Linked DNA regions of Homo sapiens: region 2 is linked to region 1. The links are chromatin contacts, found by Hi-C or POLR2A ChIA-PET in ENCODE. All regions are on one chromosome and are shown on one strand. Each heading gives the region's core, a stretch centred on a gene start or an enhancer-like site at or near the end of the contact. The rest is flanking DNA. Distances are from core to core; before and after follow the strand shown.

Evidence for each region. A loop is a pair of places that touch in the nucleus more often than their neighbours do. ChIA-PET counts read pairs that join two places held with the same protein, here RNA polymerase II (POLR2A). Pooled maps may share reads with other maps.
Region 2: a loop to region 1 is called in a pooled map, with 2.4 times the contacts of the local background. The contact joins two enhancer-like sites. A Hi-C loop is called at or near these places in 2 of 168 maps with a recorded cell type or tissue (ascending aorta and sciatic nerve) and 1 of 50 pooled maps. POLR2A ChIA-PET finds 5 or more read pairs at or near these places in 4 of 52 experiments (OCI-LY7, WTC11, activated CD4-positive, alpha-beta T cell and 1 more).

The regions. Positions count from the first base shown.
Region 1 is chr3:73,761,848-73,768,432 of GRCh38, reverse strand. No RefSeq gene overlaps it. Among named protein-coding and RNA genes, the nearest start is that of LINC02005, 44 kb to the left of the region's middle. Within about 2 kb of position 1,737, at least 7 of the 41 ENCODE cell types and tissues checked have a DNase peak (open chromatin) inside an H3K27ac peak, as active enhancers do.
Region 2 is chr3:73,722,755-73,729,263 of GRCh38, reverse strand. No RefSeq gene overlaps it. Among named protein-coding and RNA genes, the nearest start is that of LINC02005, 83 kb to the left of the region's middle. Within about 2 kb of position 1,548, at least 6 of the 41 ENCODE cell types and tissues checked have a DNase peak (open chromatin) inside an H3K27ac peak, as active enhancers do.

The DNA.
Region 1 (6,585 bases), core at 488-2,987:
CCAAAGCACTGCCCATGGGAACAGAAAGGTCAGAGGATTTATTTTAAACAGATTGTCATTCACATCCCAATTCTATTACTGAACTTCACTGAGCCACGTTCGGTTGTTATTCCATTTCATTTTGGTTTGGCTTGTTTTGGTATACAAAGATGAAATTACTAGAGTTAGTAATATCTGCCCAGCAGGATTATTGCCGTAAGTATATACACTAGTTGGATTCAGTAAATATTTCCTGAGCCCCTACTATGTGCCAAGCATTGTGTCAAGCACAGAGAATCAGTGCCTGAAGAAGGACACAGTCTAGAGCTGTGCTTTCCAATAGAGTATTTACTAGCCACATGCAGCCATTTGAATTTAAATTAATTAAAATTTAAATTAAAAATTCAGTTCCTCAGGTGCACTGTCACATTTCAAGTGCTTGATAGCCATAGGTGAGTAGTGGCTATGACTGTACAGATTTGGAACATTTGGATATGTAGATACAGAACATTTCCATTATTGCAGAAAGTCCTATTGGATAGCACTGATCTAAAAGCGAAATGGACTCAGGAGTTTACCACCCATTTGAAAAGTGCTATCAGAGACGAATATATAAACAGATCAAACAAACTGGGGAGGATAAACTCTTTCCAGTGGTGTCAAAGAAAGTCTACACTAAATACAGATATATATAAGAGTTTAATGGAAGCCTTTACACAAAAGATGATAAAAAGTAGTCTGAGGAGTGTCAAGATGTTTTCAGGAAGACTTAAGGGGAGGAAGAAAGGGTCCACTTTTGATCATGTGTAAACATATTAAGAAAGACAAAAAAAACAACAAGGTATTTAGGAAATGTGAGCTGTTTTACGTTGTGGAAGGATAAAGACTGAGGATTGAGGAAGGTTACATGGAAGGAGATGAAACTAAGAAGAGAGAATCACAAACTAGATTTTGAGTGTATACAGCAGACAGTCAATATGGGTCAGCTCTTCTTTTCCTAGTGTAAGAGAAAAGTGACCCTTCTTATGCCTAAACACAGGGAGAGGGAGCAGAGAGAATGATTCTTTTCACAACTTTCCATAACTGTATCTGAGTGGAAAATGAAACTAAGTACCTTCCAGAACAAGGCTACTTTCCTCACACAGACCTCAGACTGTGAGAACAACCCACCAGCCATGTCCCCAGTAACACAGCTTCCCCCTCCAGCCCCCCGTGGACACGTTACCCCCAAATGAGTGAGGAACGCCTTCTGCCAAGGTTAGAACATATTCAAGCCTCATGAATCCTGTGCTTTGAACCAATCTCCAACTTTTTGTGGTTAGTTAGTTCATAGTCGGCTGGCAAAATGTGACTTCCTGGTTCTAAGATAAAAGACTTGGCGAAGGAGGGTGGAGGGGACTAAAAAAACTTACTTGACATCAAATGGCTCTTGCAAAATAAAACTTTGATGAGCAAAGCACAAATGAATCCTAATCATCCCGATTACATTTCTGAAAATGTCCACACTTTCAAAATTTCAGAAGGAGGAGGTTTGGTGGAAATGTGTTTGGGATTTCTCTAGCCTGAAAACATTTGGGAAAGAGTTGGAGGCATACGCTGACTTGCAGCCACAGCTGGGATTACAAGGGCCTTTTTCAGAGGAGAAAAAAGAGAAAGGAGAAAAAAAAAAAAAAGCCCTGTTGTAATAGATGTTCCAAGAATTGCTGGTCTTTCATAAGAGGTGAGGTGGGGATGGTGGGGGAGGAATCCAGCTGAGCTCTTCATATGGTTTTATTTAAGCTTGAATAGAGATAATCAGCTCTGCTGTTTATTTCCATACCAAATGCTCTGGGGCCAGAATTCTGTCACATTCTTAACCCAGATAATTTTAGCAGCCATCTTTCTGAAATAGAAAACGTACTCAAGACTCTTCCTGGTAAAGAGTTACCAAGAGAATCTAGAAGAGTCCATCCAGGACTCTGACAAGCAAAAGAGTTCTCCTACTCCCTCCCTCCTGGGTGGCCAATTATTTGTGTGACAACACTTCATACTTTCCATGTGATGCCATTTGACAAAGGAGAACCCTCATTAGTCACAATGCACACCCACTTGATACTCAATCTCTATCTCTTTATCAGCCCTCTTAGAAAGGGAAGCTGGCACCAAGGGTCAAGTCCAAATCCTCGTTTTAATGGTGATGCAATAGGGCGTGGTTTTTAAAAATCAAGTTTCGGCATTAAACAACTCTCTTTAGAAATGCTAGCTTGGCAACTTAGATACATTGCTTGACTCCTTTTAGCTTCCATTTCCTCATCTGAAAAAAACAGGAAATTTCAGGTCTACCCCACCGGGTCATTTTGAAATTATGTGAGCTACGTCACCTGGGTGCCTAGCACAGAGCTTGGCACACACAGGAAGTGTTCCATTGTGGTGCTAGGTATGGATTTTGTCATTACAGTGTCACACAAGGTGATGACTATATTGCCAAGCCAGAAGGGATGATTATTCTACTCTCACATTTTCAGTTTCCTTAAGTACAAATGGTATATCCAGGCTTTCTCTTGCCTGATTGCTCTGGCTGAGACTTCCAGTCCCATGTTGAATAGGTTTGGTTGCATGTAGATGTTCATTGCAGCACTATTCACAAATAGCAAAGACATGGAATCCACCTGAATGCCCATTAATGGCAGCCTGGATAAAGAAAACCTGTTACATATACACCATGGAAAGCTATGCAGCCATAAAAAAGAACATGTCCTTTGCAGCAACAAGGATGGAGCTAGAGGCTATAATGCTAAGCAAACTTTTGTTTTCATTGTGGTCAGAACATTTAACATGAGATCTACACTTTTAACACATTTTTTAGTGTAGAATATTGTTAACTACAGGCACAATGTTGTATGGCAGATCTCTAGAACTTATTCATCATGCATAACTGAAATTTTATGCCCACTGAATAGCAAACACCCCCCATTTCCCAATTTCTCCAACCACTGGCAACCACCATTCTACACTTGGCTTCTGTGTTTGACTATTTTAAATACCTCATGTAAGTGGTATCATGCAGTATTTGTCCTCCTGTGACTAACTTTTTAAACGTAGCATAATGTCCTCAAGCTTCATCCATATTGTCACATATGGCAGAATTTCCTTCTTTTCTAAGGATGAATTATATTCCATTGTGCGTGTATACCACATTTTCTTTATGTATCCATCCATAGATGAACATTGAAATTGTTTCTTCATCTTGGTGACTGTGAATAGTGCTGCAATGAATATAAGAGTGCTAATATCTCTTTGAGATACTAATTGAACATTTTTGGATAAATATATGGAAGTGGGATACTGGACCACATGGTATTTCTATTTTTAATTTTTTGAAGAACCTCCATACCATTTTCCATAGTTGCTGCCCCATTTTACATTCTCACCAACAAATTTCTCCACGTGCTTGCCAAAACTTATTATCTTGTTTTTTCAAATAGTCATCCTAATAGGTATAAAGTGATATCTCTGTTGGTTTGATTTGTATTTTCCTGATGATTAGTGGTGTTGAGCATCTTTTCATACACCTGTTAGCCATTTGTATGTCTTTTTTTGGAGAAATGTCTACTCAAGTCCTTTGCCCATTTATTAAATTGCACCATTTTTTTCTGCTATTGAGTTAAAGGAGTTGCTCATATATTTTGGATAGAAGCCCCTTATCAGATATATAACTTACAAATATCTTCTCTCATTCTATTGTTTGCCTTCTCACTCTGATGTTTCCTTTGCTGTGCAGAAGCTTTTCAGCTTGATTTTATCTCACTTGTCAATTTTGCTTTCATTGCCTGTGTTTTTGGTGTCATAGCCAAGAAATCATTGCCAAAACTAATGTCAAGAAGTTTCTCCCTTACGTTTTCCCTTAGGTTTTACAGTTTTCTCTTAGGTTGTACAGTTTCAGGTCTTACATTTAAGCTTTAATCTATTTTGAGTTGATGTTTATGTATAGTATAAGATAAGGCTTCAATTTCACTCTTTTGCATGTGGATATAGAGTTCCCCCAATACTATTTGTTGAAGTTATGCAGCCCAAATTTAACTGCTCCGTACCTGGAAACCTTTTAAATGGACAATTCTGTCCTCATTGACAAAATTTGACCTGTACCTTCCTCATATTAGCCTAGAATCATTAATCAAAACCTTAAACTTAGTTCAACCTATATCACCTCAAGGGATCATTTCATACCTGTGCTATCCATCAGGGAATGGAATACTTCCTTTCCTTGAAATCAAAGTGGTTCTCTTAAGTGTGATGGGGTTTCCCTTGACAGAGGAGGTAGGGCCTTAAGAAAGGGTCGCACTTTCCTTCTAGCTTTGCCTTTGCCATCATCCTTAGACTCCCCACCCTTCCAAATGGGAAATAATCCAATTTCTGTTGTCATTGTTTTTATCTTTTCCTCCTATGGAATGCTCCTGCCCAATTCCTGGTTTATTTTCTTTACTCTTGGAATTCTCCAGAGCAACACCTATTCAATGAAAATATTTTCTCTCCAATTTACAATTTGCAGTTAAATTAAACAAGCAGAGACATCTATTTTAGCAGAGCAAAGTGTAGCTGCCAGAACTTAGGTCTGGATGTGGTCATTTTGGTGTACCTGCCTAGGCTGTATCCTCAAGCTTTCTCCCTGTGTTTGCTTGTACCACTCCCAAACTCCCTACAAAAACACCTAGCTATGAGTACTAGCTATTCACGGTTTGACTGTGTCCCCTAAAAAGCATGTGTTGGAAATGTAATCCCCAATGCAACACTGTTGGGGGATGGGGTCTAATAAGAGGTGATGAGGTCATGAGGGCTCTGCCCGCATGAATGGATTAATGTTGTTATGGCGGGAGTGGATTTGCTATGGGGGGAATGGGTTCCTTATAAAGAATGACTTTGGCTCCCTTCTCTTTCTCTCTCTCTCTTTGCCCTTCCACTATGGAATGACATAGAAAGAAGGCTGTTGCCAGATGTCCACCCCTTAGTCTTAGACTTCCCAGCCTCCAGAACTTTAAGAAGCAACTTTCTGTTCATCATAAATTACCCGGTCTCAGGAATTCTGTTATAATAGCACAAAATAGACTAAAACACTGAGGAAAAGAAAAAAGCCTATTAAGAAGTTGAATCTACTTCTCTTTGAATTAACTTTAGCAAGTATGTATAACCACTTACTTAGCATCCGAAAAGCCAAATTATGAGGGTAAGGATCATTATAACTTCTGTTCTTAAGAAATATTTGAGATACTATACTATGGCATAATAAGAAATACATTAGGTCTTTGTCCCCTACTCTTTGTCCTGGTGCAGAATACCTAAAACCATTGGAATTTCCCCAGTGATTGGAATGTCTTTTGTTATTCATAACCAGGCCCTTTCCTTCCACACCTGAGTTTATGCTAATGAGGTGTCTTAGGGGAGGGCCCCTAGAGAGACTCAGGATAGGGCTGCTCATCAGAAAGCCTAAGTTATTAGAAGGCTCGAACATTCCGCCCAACCCACTCACCTCTGAGAAGGACAGGGCTGGAGGTATAGCTGCATAAACATTCTTGAACAATGAAATTTCGCGAGCTCTCAGGATGCTGAACACATGGAGGCGCTAGGAGAAGGATGTACACAGAGAGGGCATGGAAAGTCCATGCCCCTTGCCCCATACTTTGCCCTACACATCTCTTCCATCTGATCATTCCTGAGTTGTATCCTTTATAATAAAACAGTAAACGTAAATGTTTTCCTGAGTTGTATGAGCCATTCTAGCAAATGATCGAACCCAAGGAAGGAGTTGTAGGAGCCTCCAATTTATAGGTGTTCGATCAGCAACATAGGTGACAACCTGGGGCTTTTGACTGGTGTTTGAAGTTGGGGCAATTTTGTGAGGCTGAGTCCTCAACCCGTGAAATCTGATGCTATCTCCAAGTAGATAGTGTCAGAATTGAATTGAATTATAGGATAGTCCCCAGCTGGTGTCTGCAAAGAACTGGAGAATGGTTAGTGTGGGAAAAACACACACATCTGGTGTCAAAAGTGTTGTGTGAGAGTATTCTGTCATATATTTTATCAGAGATACTTTCTGAGGTTGATAATTATATGGAGAATCCTCAGGCCTGGAGATGGGATCTCAAACTCAAATGTACATGAAGGGCAGGCATATAATGTAAAAGAGTGAAGCACGCAAGTATAAGAAATGTTTTACTTAAGTCTTAATTCATTTTAATTATTCTATTAACTGGAAGTGCATTGATTAAAGATAGTTGTCACTAAGCCTGAGGGTTGGGTGTAACAGGGAGTGGTGGGGACTGTGGCAAACTAGAAAGGGTATGCCTAGTTAAAGAGGGCAGTCCCTCCTTATCTCCAGCTGATTGGTACCCTGTGAGAACAAGAGCCCAATGTGACTAGATGCTTCCATTTTTCAAGAGAAACTAGAAATTTCAGGTTTTTTTTAAATTAAACCTTCTGGTTTTTAAATGTTGGCAAGTAATCTAGTCAGTGCAATTAGAAGTAAAAATATTGATTACTCATACATAAAAAGTATAAATAGAACTTTGGGGTGCTAGTAATGGGTTTTGATCTTTGTGCTAATTACACAGATGTATTAACTTTGTGAAAACT
Region 2 (6,509 bases), core at 299-2,798, 39 kb after region 1:
AGAATACTCAATGAGCAACACGTATATGGTTGCTCATTGAATACGAGATACCACATTCAAGATACCAAGATAGTATTCTGCCAAGTTATGGAACAACTTGGAATCTTAATAATTTAGTTATCGAAAGCGTACAGAAAATAAACAAGAAAGTCCCTGTGTTGCCGGGCGCGGTGGCTCACGCCTGTAATCCCAGCACTTTGGGAGGCCGAGGCAGGTGGATCACGAGGTCAGGAGATCGAGACCATCCTGGCTAACATGATGAAACCCCGTCTCTACTAAAAATTCAAAAAAAATTAGCAGGGCGTGGTGGCGGGCGCCCGTAGTCCCAGCTACTGGGGAGGCTGAGGCAGGAGAATGGCGTGAACCCGCGAGGTGGAGCTTGCAGTGAGCCGAGATTGCGCCACTGCACCCCAGTCTGGGCGACAGAGCAAGACTCTGTCTCAAAAAAAAAAAGTCCCTGTGTTAAATGATTTCAGTCTTATGGGGGAAATAAGTAATAAGGGAATTAAAAACAGAGTGATACGTGCTTTGATTGGAGTAATCATAAGGTACTGTGGGAGTACAGGGGAGGGATGCCTTAGCTACCCTTAGAGGATGTGTGTGTGTATTTGTGTGCATGCACCCATGCAGTTTTGCACCCTTTTGAGTGTAGGAAACACTACCTGACTATAGGTGACAGGTAAACTCTAAATATAAGATAAACATTGGAGGGAGAATATGAGGAATGAGATAAAAGGGTAACTGCAGGGGGAGTAAAATATAGTAATGACAGTAGGCTACAACCTATCAGCTGTGTGACCCTGAGAAAGTCAATCAACCTCTCTGAGCTCAGTTTCTTCACCTGTAAAATAGGAATGTCAGCCCCTCACAACACTGCTATGAGGATTAAATGACACAAAAATAGCTCAGTGCCTGCATATTGAAAGTGTTTGACAAATAATAGCTGCTTTTATTGTCATTGATATAAATTATCTTAGGTTTCTCACAGTCCTTAGAAAGGAATCAGAGAATCCCCCAAGATATTTTGAAGCTTTGGAACCATTCTGTGATATTTGTCTTGTTTCTACATTTCATCTGGTCTGAGAAGTTCTCTCTGATCTTCTTCGGTGGAATGCTTAAGTATCTTCAATCTCATCTGGAGTGCTAACTCTGACGTGTTGCTAATGACTGCCTCAAGTGAAAAAGGGCACTGTGATCCACTGGCAATGTCAGTTATGGGGAAGGGTGAGGAGAGCAGTGCTACAGAGTTCCTGGTATTTGCTATCCAGGAAGCACTAGTACCATTTCTGTCACCAAGATGGCCTATTGTTCTTTCTAAGGACACCTCTGGCCTTGGCAGGTGACATCTAGCTCCCTAGTCCTCCCTAACACTAGTATATGCCCTGTATTCCTTCTCAAAGCTCCCCCATTCCCAGAAAGAAAAAGGCAAAACAGCCATATGCTACCAAACACATTTCTTCTTTCCAGGATGTCTTTGATTCTCTTTCATGAATCTGAGTCATCTCTCCACACCCACCAGCAGTCCCAGCTGAAATTACTGTTTTCCACAGCACTTCAAATTTTTATATCCTCAGGGCCTGCTTTCTATCTGGATCAGAATGCCTTTGGGGGAGGGGGAAGGCACCCAGGCTTCTCTCCTACAGGGATTTCTTCTTGAAATGTATTTTCTCCTCCACATCAAAGTCCATTGAAAACACAGAAACTTCAACCCATCAGGGGTTATATACACATATAAATACATTCATCACTTCCGCTAACCCTGGTCAGTATCAAGAGTAACTCCTCTGCGAGGGCACAAGAAGTACATTTCATAAGGCAGCCGACATGATCACTGGCCCAACACCATTTTCCTCTGCATTGCAAAACCCTGCATGATGTTCACACTGCAATCAGTGTGCTCTCAGGGCCTGCAAGCCCCATTCCTAGCCATCACTCAATTGAGGCCACTTCAGGGAAATCTTACTGAGTAGCAACAAAATCTGTGCACAGCGTGATGCAAGCCACATCTTCTGCAGCAAAGGAAATTCCATTGTCGCGGGAATGTCAGCCATTCCCAGAAGAGCCAGCTTCTCTGGCTCTCTAAGCAGTCAGAAAGCTGAGCTGACAAACGGATCTGAGTAAGCTCACTGCAGCACGACAAGCTGGCAGCACTGTCTTTCCCAACTCTTGCCTCAGTCATGAAAAAGACAAGAATCATTACATCTAAAGCAAAATTCTCAAAGCCTGGATCAAAATCATGAAGAGGAGAGGGGAATAAAGGATGAGGAGGAAGCATTTGTTTAAAATGCAGATTCCCAGGCACCCACAGGACCTACTAAGACTGTCATCCCTTAGAGCAGTATCCAGGAATCTGATTTAAACCCAAACATGCAGAGGTAGGCTTGGACACATATGCTGAGATTCTCACGCACAGTGAGGTTCGAAGCTGCAAAGAAAAGTTTAACTCGTCAGCCATAGTACTGCCTTCTTCTTCACAGACCAGTAGAGAAATGTGCTACTTGATTACTTAGCAGAGGAAACTTTCATAGCACCAACTTCCCAGAGGCAGGAAACGTTTTCAGCTCTTATTTTTCCCATGACACCTCGTTTGTTGTGAAGCCTTTGTTGCCCACATGCAAACTCTGCAGCATCTTCAATATGAAGCCTAAGTTTTCTCCATCTTTTTCAAATTTGTAAACGGATAAGCCCCATAGCCACATCTGCTGATAAAAGGCAACAGGCAAGACAATTTTAATTCATATCTATAACAGTCCTTCTTTAAACTTACGAGGATATCAAACTATTTTTTCCTTCACTTACATTATCTTCCCACCTGCCTTTGTTTTACTTCTGGATCTTTTTGGTTGCAAATAACATAATCTACTGAAATGAGTTGAAGCTACAAAAGAAAGAAGATTATAAAGTAACAAGGTAGGAAATACAGTTAGGCTTCCCCAGGAGCTAAATCTGGATCTTTGCAAACACTAGGAATTATAGTAGACCCTGTTTACTGTCTGTGCAGCATTCTCCTCTTCCTCCTCCCTCACAGAGCCCCAGTTTCCCTCCAGCATCCATCCCTCCCCTGGAGGCTCAATGGTCTCTGAGGAAGCTGCACCCATCCCAGCTCCCAGTGTTGAACCTGAGGGATCCAAGCCATTGATTCCTGTTCTAGCAATTGTATTATCCAGAAATGAAGCTCAAAGCTAGTATAATCTATATATTTTATACAATCTACATAATTTCCTAACTATGATATAAAAGATTTTAAACATTTCCTATAATAAGATTATATGCATTCCAATCAGAAAATGCCCAGGCATGACTCCTTTAAAGCACATAATAAATACTAGGAAAGTGGTGTACTTGTAAAAAGAAGCATTGTGAATTTGAGGACTCTGAGTTGACATCATGTTTTCTCAGCCTCAGCACTATTGACATTTTGGGCTAGATAAGTCTTTTTATTGTTGTTGTCGGGGGCTGTCTTATGCATTGTAAGATATATAACAGCATCCCTGGACTCCATCTACTAGACACTAGTAACACACACACATACACACACACACATACACACACATACACACACACACCTCACAACCGAAAATGTCTCCAGACATTGCAAACTGCCTCTGGGGGAAAGATTACCTCTGGCTGACAGCCACTGGTATAGACTGATAGAAGATGTGTTTTTTTGGTAACCGAAATACAACAAATAGTGTGGTTGCCAATTGTATCTTGCAAATCAGTGCTTTATGTTTATATGTAAATCAGTCATATAATGCACTCAAATGGTTATAGAGATATTCCCACCTGCAGATCAAGGAAGAATGTAAAATGGTGCAGCTGCTTTGGAAAACAGTCTAGCAGTTCCTCCGAAGTTTAAAAATAGAGTTGCCATATGATCCAGCAATTCCATTACTAGGTATATACCCAAGAGAAAGGTAAGCATACGTTCACCCAAAACTTTGTATGTGAGTGTCCAAAACAGCAAAAAAGAGAAAACAACTGAAATGCCCATCAATGAAGATTCAATATTCATTATGATGAATGGATAAATAAAATATGGTATCTCCAAACAATGGAACATTGTTCATTCACACTGAACATCTTATTCACACTGAAAAAGAATGAAGTACTGATGCATACTACAACATGGATGAACTTTGAAAACATGCTAACTAAAAGAAGCCAGCCACCAAAGTCCACATATTGTTTCATTTGATTTACAGTCATGTGCTGCTGATGTTTTGGTCAATGACAGACTGTATACACAACAGTAGTCCCATAAGATTACCATACCATATTTTTACAGCTCCAATATAGTTTGTGTATATATATATATATCCCCACCAAATCTCATGTTGAAATGTAATACCCAGTGTTGGAGATGGGGCCCAGTGGGAAGTGTTTGGGTCCTTGGAGTGGATCCCTCATGGCTTGGTGCTCTCCTTGTGATAGTGAGTGAGTTCTCACAAGATCTGGTTGTTTAAGTGTGTGGCACCTCCCCACTTCTCTCTCTTGCTCCTGTTCTGGCCATGTGGCATACCTGCTCCTGCTTTGCCTTCTGCCACGAGTAAAATCTCCTTGAGACCTCCCCAGAAATCAAGTAGATGCCAGAGCTATGTTTCCTGTGCTGGCTGCAGAAACATGAGACAAAGGAACCTCTTTTATTTATAAATTACTCAGCCTCAGGTACTTCTTTAGAGCAATGCAAGAACAGCCTAACACAGGTACTTCTTCTATGTTTACATATGTTTAGATACATAAATACTTTTGTGTAACAATTGCTTACAGTACTCACTACAGTCACATGTTGTACAGATTTGTAGCCTAAGAGCAACAAACTATACTATATATCGCAGGTATGTAGTAGGCCATACCATCTAGGTTAGTATAAGTACACACTATGATGTTACACAACAATAAAACTTCATAACAACACATTTCTCAGAAAGTATTGCCATTGTTAAGTGACACCTGACTGTATATCAAAAATCCAGACTAGGACAATCTATAGAGGCAGGAGGTAGATTAGAGATTTCCTAGGACTGAGAGTGGGAGATTGAGTGATTGCTATGAGTATGGGTTTTTTGGGAAGAGAGAAAGATGAAAATGTTCTAAAATTGATCATAGTGATAGTTGTAAAACTCCTTGAATAATGTAAAAAACATTAAACTGTGTACTTTAAATAGGTGAGTTCTATGGTATGTAAATTATATCTCAATAAAGGTCTTTTTTTAATATCCTGCAGGTCAGAGGACAGTTTCGTACTGTGTGAGACTATATTGTCATCTTCTTTATGCTTTGCAAGACATTTAACTTCTATTCCACCTGTTCTCTCAAATCATTGTGACAACAACAGCCCCTTACATTTCCTCACAGTGCTAGTTTCAGCCCCATGGAGAATCAGGAACCACTCACTGGTCTAAGCCGTTTCTCTAAATCAGTTCTTTCTTGCCAGTGATTGGTTGAGAAATTCGGATTTAAGCCAATCAGTAAATATGTTTAGCAGGGTGCCCACATGACTTGTGTTGGCCCAATCAGAACAAAGAAAAGACTTTTAGCCAGCGATTTTGGGGAGCCTCACTTTCTCTCTCCCTGACTGGGTTTGAATAAACACACAAATGCTTCTGATTGCTCCTGACAGCCACTTTGAGATGAAGAGTAAAACCAGCTGTAGAATCAAGCCAATGGTGTGGATGGTAAGGCAGAAAGAATCTGAGTTCATTGCTGAACTGCTGAATTAACCAACCCTACAGCCCAGGCTACCTTTTGATTTCCTGTTTTGTGAAATAATAAAATTCTTTATTGTTTTAACCACTTTGAGATCTGTTCTCTGTGAAATAGAAACCAAAGTGGACAGAGGATAGGGAGTGAGATTTGCTACTACCCTACAACAAGTTGAAGTCCCAGGATATCTGTTCATTCCTGGCAAGATTTCCAACTCTGCCAAGGAAGCACAGGAAGTGGAATCAATCCCATTCTAGAGGAAGCAACATATCAAAGAGCATGTTTTGGGACCCCAACTTTAAAATTAGGGTTCAAGTCAAGGCCCAGACCTAAAATGGGAAATTGGCAGACCAGGCTGTGTAAAGGGCTATGGTAAAGGGAAAACTAATGAAAAGATTCAGCTACAATGATACCCAGAGCTCATCTCTGCCATTTTTAGAGTTTCCTATTGCTTGTAGGTATTCTCAAGCTTGCTTTTTATTGATGTAAATACTCTGAATTCATTGTTTTATAATTTTGTATTGATGAGTCCAATATCTGAAGTCTTCATTGTTTTTGCTCTCTGTTGTCCCTGCTGGTTCTCACTCTCAACTCTCACTCTTGTTGCCTTATTTCCTTGTTTCCTTATGTGCTTGATTATTTTTAACTGTATGTTGGTCATTGTCCTTAAGTATTTGAGGGGATTCTATGTGACTTAAGTTGAAGTGACTTCCTCTGGAGATAATTTGAGTTTGCCTCTAGCACATACCTAGATACATAGGCAGTCCAGGACAACTTTAATGTAAATTCCTGAGTTGAGATCA